2 separate regions of the Homo sapiens genome follow, and region 1 is linked to region 2. The links are chromatin loops, found by intact Hi-C in ENCODE. Cell type or tissue: endothelial cell of umbilical vein. All regions are shown on one strand. Each heading gives the region's core, and the rest is flanking DNA. Links, peaks and the distances in the headings are about the cores only.

Region 1 (2,916 bases), core at 263-2,762, 360 kb before region 2:
TTACTTGAGGTGGAAGGGCTCATTTAGGTAACTTGTAAACCTTGACAGAAGCATCTTGGCCACCTTTATGCACTCTTACACTGCGGCATCCCAAACATCCTGCTGCTAATGTTCCTGTTTTACAGCATTTTAAAACCAATTTTCAAGTGAGTGTGTCATAAAATCACTCTATACAGGAAGTCAGTTCCATAATCTCCATGACATAAACTTTAAAAGCAAGATGTAGAATGCTGTTGGGATGCTCTGACATGCTTTTACACTGCACTCATTTGTAAATTTATTAGCAAATCATTAGGATATAAAAATCCACATCCGGCAACTGCTTACCAATTGTGGTAGGAGACATGGTAGGTTTTGTGACCTGGCAGGATGCAGAAAAATCATTCAGTCTGTGCATGGCTTCCTAATTTCCTAAGAGTTTGCTTTCTCGGAAGGTTTCCATGACAAACACAAACAAACCATTAGCCTGAGAACCTCATGTTGCTTTGTGGTTTAATATGCTGTATGACACAATAAGAAGTTCCTATCCTTGCCTCTCTTTTTACGCATTTGGTTTGTCTTCCTAAGCGTAGCATGATTCTCTAAGGGCAGAGACCATGCACTGTGATTTCTTTTTATTTTTTATTTTTATTTATTTATTTATTTTTTTTTTTTTTGAGATGGAGTCTCGCTCTGTCGCCCAGGCTGGAGTGCAATGGTGCAATCTGCAACCTCCGCCTTCCGGGTTCAAGCGATTCTCCTGCCTTAGCCTCCCGAGTAGCTGGTATTACAGGCACCTGCCACCATGCCCAGCTAATTTTTGTATTTTTAGTAGAGATGGGGTTTCACCATGTTGGTCAGGCTGGTCTCGAACTCCTGACCTCGTGATCTGCCCGCCTCAGCCTCCCAAAGTGCTGGGATTACAGGTGTGAGCCACTGTGCCCGGCCTGCGCTGTGATTCTTCTATGCAGCTCCAAACATACTTCTCTCAGTGGTTCTCAGGAAATACTTTTTGCAGACAATGACTGTGAGTCCACAGTAACAGATTCATAGAAATGGCTTATGTAGGCCAGGCGCGGTGGCTCACGCCTATAATCCCAGCACTTTGAGAAGCCGAGGCGGGGGCTGATCACCTGAGGTCAGGAGTTCAGGATCAGCCTGGCCAACATGGCGAAACCCATCTGTACTAAAAATACAAATTAGCCGGGCATGGTGGCCTGTGCCTGTAATCCCAGTTACTTGGGAGGCTGAGGCAGGAGAACCGCTTGAACCCAAGAGGCAGAGGTTGTAGTGAGCCAAGATCGTGCCACTGCACTCCAGCCTGGGTGACAGAGCAAGACTCCGTCTCATAAACAAATAAATAAATAGACTTCAATGCAATAACCATGCACAGGCGTGCTTGCTTGCTTTACCAACAGCATTTGTCTGATGTGAGCAGTATGTGCCTGGGCTTGCAGTGTTAAAAAACAACAACAACAACAAAAAAAAAACACCACACACACATGAACAGTAGTTGGGGGTCTCTCTCCCGGGGACAAGGGCTGGAGTTCGTGCTGACCTCCACCTGTCCTCATACTTACTCTGCCTGCTAGAGGGAAGGTGCTCCTATGTGTTCCTGGGAAGTTGCTGCAATGCGGCCTGAGCGCCAGCGGGGCTAGGGGGCGCTGAGGCCACACGGAACGCCGGCGACTCACTGCGCCAGGCCGGGCCACCGTGCAGAACGCGCGCGGATCTCACACCCCACCATGCGGAACGCGCGCGGGTCACACACCGCACCGTACGGAACACAGGCGGATCATGATTCGTTCTCCCCTGCTCCTGGGGCCTTGGAGCCATCTCTTTTCTTGAAAGGCCTCCAGGTCTTGAGTGCCATCATGAATTAGAGTATGGGATATTTTGGACCAGAGGTGATGTTATTCATCCTACTTTACACTTAATTTTTCTTTACATTAATTTTTCTTTTTTTATTTTTTATTTTTTTTATTATTATTATACTTTAAGTTTTAGGATACATGTGCACAATGTGCAGGTTAGTTACATATGTATACATGTGCCATGCTGGTGTGCTGCACCCATTAACTCGTCATTTAGCATTAGGTATATCTCCTAATGCTATCCCTCCCCCCTCCCCCCACCCCACAACAGTCCCCAGAGTGTGATGTTCCCCTTCCTGTGTCCATGTGTTCTCATTGTTCAGTTCCCATCTATGAGTGAGAACATGCGGTGTTTGGTTTTTTGTCCTTCTGATAGTTTACTGAGAATGATGATTTCCAATTTCATCCATGTCCCTACAAAGGACGTGAACTCATCATTTTTTATGGCTGCATAGTATTCCATGGTGTATATGTGCCACATTTTCTTAATCCAGTCTATCATTGTTGGACATTTGGGTTGGTTCCAAGTCTTTTCTATTGTGAATAGTGCCACAATAAAAATATGTGTGCATGTGTCTTTATAGCAGCATGATTTATAGTCCTTTGGGTATATACCCAGTAATGGGATGGCTGGGTCAAATGGTATTTCTAGTTCTAGATCCCTGAGGAATCGCCACACTGACTTCCACAAGGGTTGAACTAGTTTACAGTCCCACCAACAGTGCAAAAGTGTTCCTATTTCTCCACATCCTCTCCAGCACCTGTTGTTACCTGACTTTTTAATGATTGCCATTCTAACTGGTGTGAGATGGTATCTCATTGTGGTTTTGATTTGCATTTCTCTGATGGCCAGTGATGATGAGCATTTTTTCTTGTGTCTTTTGGCTGCATAAATGTCTTCTTTTCAGAGGCATCTGTTCATATCCTTTGCCCACTTTTTGATGGGGTTGTTTTTTTTTTCTTGTAAATTTGTTTGAGTTCATTGTAGATTCTGGATATTAGCCCTTTGTCAGATGAGTAGGTTGCAAAAATTTTCTCCCATTTTGTAGGTTTCCTGTTCACT
Region 2 (2,916 bases), core at 152-2,651:
AGTCTGTATTTTTTATAGTGTCCTGGATAATCCTTCACAGGTGATTTCTGGAAAACAATTAGACAGTCTCAAAAAATCCTTTCAATGTTAAAAACTTCTAGGTTGGGAGTTGCAGGGCATTCCAGCTGATTTGCCTGGAGTTCATTTCTGGTGCTCCAGGGAGTCCTGATACCCGCAGCACCTGGGCCGGAACCTCCAGCTGTACGTGCCATCCAGGCTCCATGGAGGATGGTCTGTGGCACAGCTGCCGACTGCTCGGCTGTGGCCTGGCCCACAGCCCTTCGAGCCTCTACGTTTGCTTTTGCCCAGTCGGGGGTCAGGGAAGATGAGGCTGGTGCTGGGAGCTCCTATCTGAACCGTAAAACTGGTGTCAAGAGATCTTCAGCTCAGTATTTTGAACATAAAATAAGGCCCTCAGTTATAAGCTAATGATGGGTTCTAGAGGCTAATTGCAGCCCGGAGCCAGACGTGAGACTCCAGTCCGGACTGCGTTCTATGTTCCCGACACGCGGGCTGTCCCTAGGCACCTGGCCCTCCTCAGGTCAGCCTGGCCTTCTCCCACTCAACACCTACCACTGCATCACAGACCCTCCCAACAACACCTGAGGCCTTCCTGCCGCTTTCTCTGCCCCTCCCTGTCCCAAGCCATTGGCTTAGAATTGCAGCAAAGTGTCCTCCGTCCTCAGTTCCTGCCCACTGCCAAAGTGACCCTGACCTCAAGTCAGTTCATGACACTCTGGGCAAGACCTTCCAGTGTGTCCCCAGCTCAGGGAGAGCTGAGACCCTGTCATTCGCCCCTGGTGCCATCAGACCGCGCCCCTCCCCGGCTTGGGGCCCTGGGATGTGTGCTGTGCTGTGGCGCATGGCTGATCTCGTGTTGTACAGCAGTTTATTGCCCAGTGCCACCTCCCCTGCCACACCCTATTTAAAACACAGCCCCCCTGACCTCAGCACATCCATCCTCTCTTATTGGTATCTTTCTCTAGAGTGCTGATTTTCATCTAATACACCATGTACTTCACTCACCTATTACTTCCTTTCTCCCCCACCATGTAAGTTTCATGGAGGGTGGGAGGTTAGTAAACTGCTGTTTACCAAGCATGTAGAATAACGCCTTGCACACAGCAGATGCTCAGTAAATACTGGTTGAGTGCATGGATTTGCTACATCTATGGAGAACAGTCTTGCTAACTAAGGTAAATTTCAAGTTAGCCCCTGTATGGTTCCTACCCTCAATTCTTGGACCCCCATTTTTCTCACGAGAGCCTCCCTGCGGCTGCCAGCCGGCCCTAGCTCAGGGTAGGAGTGGGCGCCCGGTGCAGGCCGCCCAGGCACCGCCTTTCTGGTGGTCCCACTGCGGGCAGCTGCCCACGTGTCCAGCAAGTGCCTGCCTGGCCTGCTCCAGACCCCGGGTCGGCTTCGTGGTCCTGGGCAGTGCGTGGGCTCCATCTGGTGGTCAGGAGTGGGCACTGCGTGTGGAAGGGCGCCCGGCGCTCTGGAAGGTGATCTTCACCCGGGTGCCTGCCCCCGCAACCAGAGTCAGCAGGCTTGCACTGCTTGTGTCTCCTCATCAGGAAGTGGCTAATAAAATAGCAATATAAAGCTGACCTTTTAAGAGAAATGTTAAAGTTTTTGAGATGGAGTTTCCCTCTTGTTGCCCAGGCTGGAGTGCGGTGGTGCAATCTTGGATCACTGCAACCTCTGCTTCCTGGGTTCAAGCAATTCTCCTGCCTCAGCCTCCCACATAGCTGGGATTACAGGCACCCGCCACCACGCCCAGCTAATTTTGTATTTTTAATAGAGACAGGATTTTGCCATGTTGGCCAGGGTGGTCCCAAACTCCTGACCTCAGGCGATCCGCCCACCTTGGCCTCCCGAAGTGCTGGGATTACAGGCGTGAGCCACTGTGCCCAGCAGAAATGTTAAAGTTTAACATCCCATTGCCTTAGTTCCTCAAATGTTACACACACAGCAGCAAGCCAGCAGTTTCTACTAGGTTTACAGTAGAGAAGGGAAACCTGGCCAGGCACCCGAGCTCATGTCTGTAATCCCAGCACTTTGGGAGGCCAAGGCAGGTGGATCGCTTGAGGCCAGGAGTTTGAGACCAGCCTGGGCAACATGGCAAAACCCCATCTCTACAAAAAATAAAAAGGTTAGCAGGGCATGGTTGGTGCACGCCTGTGGTCTCAGCTACTCTGGAGGCAGAGGCAGGAGGATCGCTTGAACCCAGGAGGTCGAGGCTGCAGTGAGCTATGAATGGCACCACTGCACTCCAACCGGCCACAGTGTGAAACTCTGTCTCAAAGAAAAGTGAAAACCTTTGTCCACACACAGACTTGTACACAAATGTTCATAGCTGCCTTATTCACGATCGCCAAAGGATGGAAACACACAAGTGTTCATCAGCTGAGGAAGGAATAAACATTATGTGGTCCCTCTGTGCAGTGGAATAGGACTTGGTCGTAAAAAGAAGTGTGGGCCAGGCGCGGTGGCTCACGCCTGTAATCCCAGCACTTTTGGAGGCCGAGGCGGGCAGATCACGAGGTCAGGAGATCAAGACCATCCTGGCTAACACGGTGAAACCCCGTCTCTACTAAAAATACAAAAACAATTAGCCGGGCGTGGTGGCGGGCGCCTGTAGCCCCAGCTACTCAGGAGGCTGAGGCAGGAGAATGGTGTGAACCCAGGAGGCGGAGCTTGCAGTGAACCGAGATTGCGCCACTGCACTCGAGCCTGGGCGACAGATTGAGACTCTGTCTCAAAAATAATAATAATAGTAAGTAAAAGGAAGTGTGATACACAGCAGCATGGGTGCGCCTCAGGGACGTTAGATACAAAAGGACACATGCTGGGTGACTCCTTGACCTGAAGTGTCCAGCACAGGCACATCCCCAGAGGCGGGGTGCAGACTGGTGC

What was found. Hi-C counts contacts between places; a loop is a spot of excess contacts. Peaks named below come from ENCODE experiments on the same cell type or tissue, not always from the same donor. Only the 100,000 strongest peaks of a DNase experiment are listed, where the experiment ranks them.
Region 1: it touches region 2 in a loop (8-fold over the local background); 7 of 110 quality-filtered maps call a loop at or near these places.

What each region holds. Positions count from the first base shown.
Region 1 is chr7:156,907,441-156,910,356 of GRCh38, forward strand. The region is part of intron 3 of LOC102723795 (a long non-coding RNA gene); the gene reads left to right. Among named protein-coding and RNA genes, the nearest start is that of LMBR1, 16 kb to the left of the region's middle. In endothelial cell of umbilical vein, for the core only: a CTCF peak has its summit at 1,636; a DNase peak (open chromatin) is centred at 1,651.
Region 2 is chr7:157,272,285-157,275,200 of GRCh38, forward strand. No RefSeq gene overlaps it. Among named protein-coding and RNA genes, the nearest start is that of DNAJB6, 63 kb to the right of the region's middle. RefSeq lists enhancers at 1-299, 300-1,069. In endothelial cell of umbilical vein, for the core only: a CTCF peak has its summit at 1,463 (motif pointing left); a DNase peak (open chromatin) is centred at 1,457.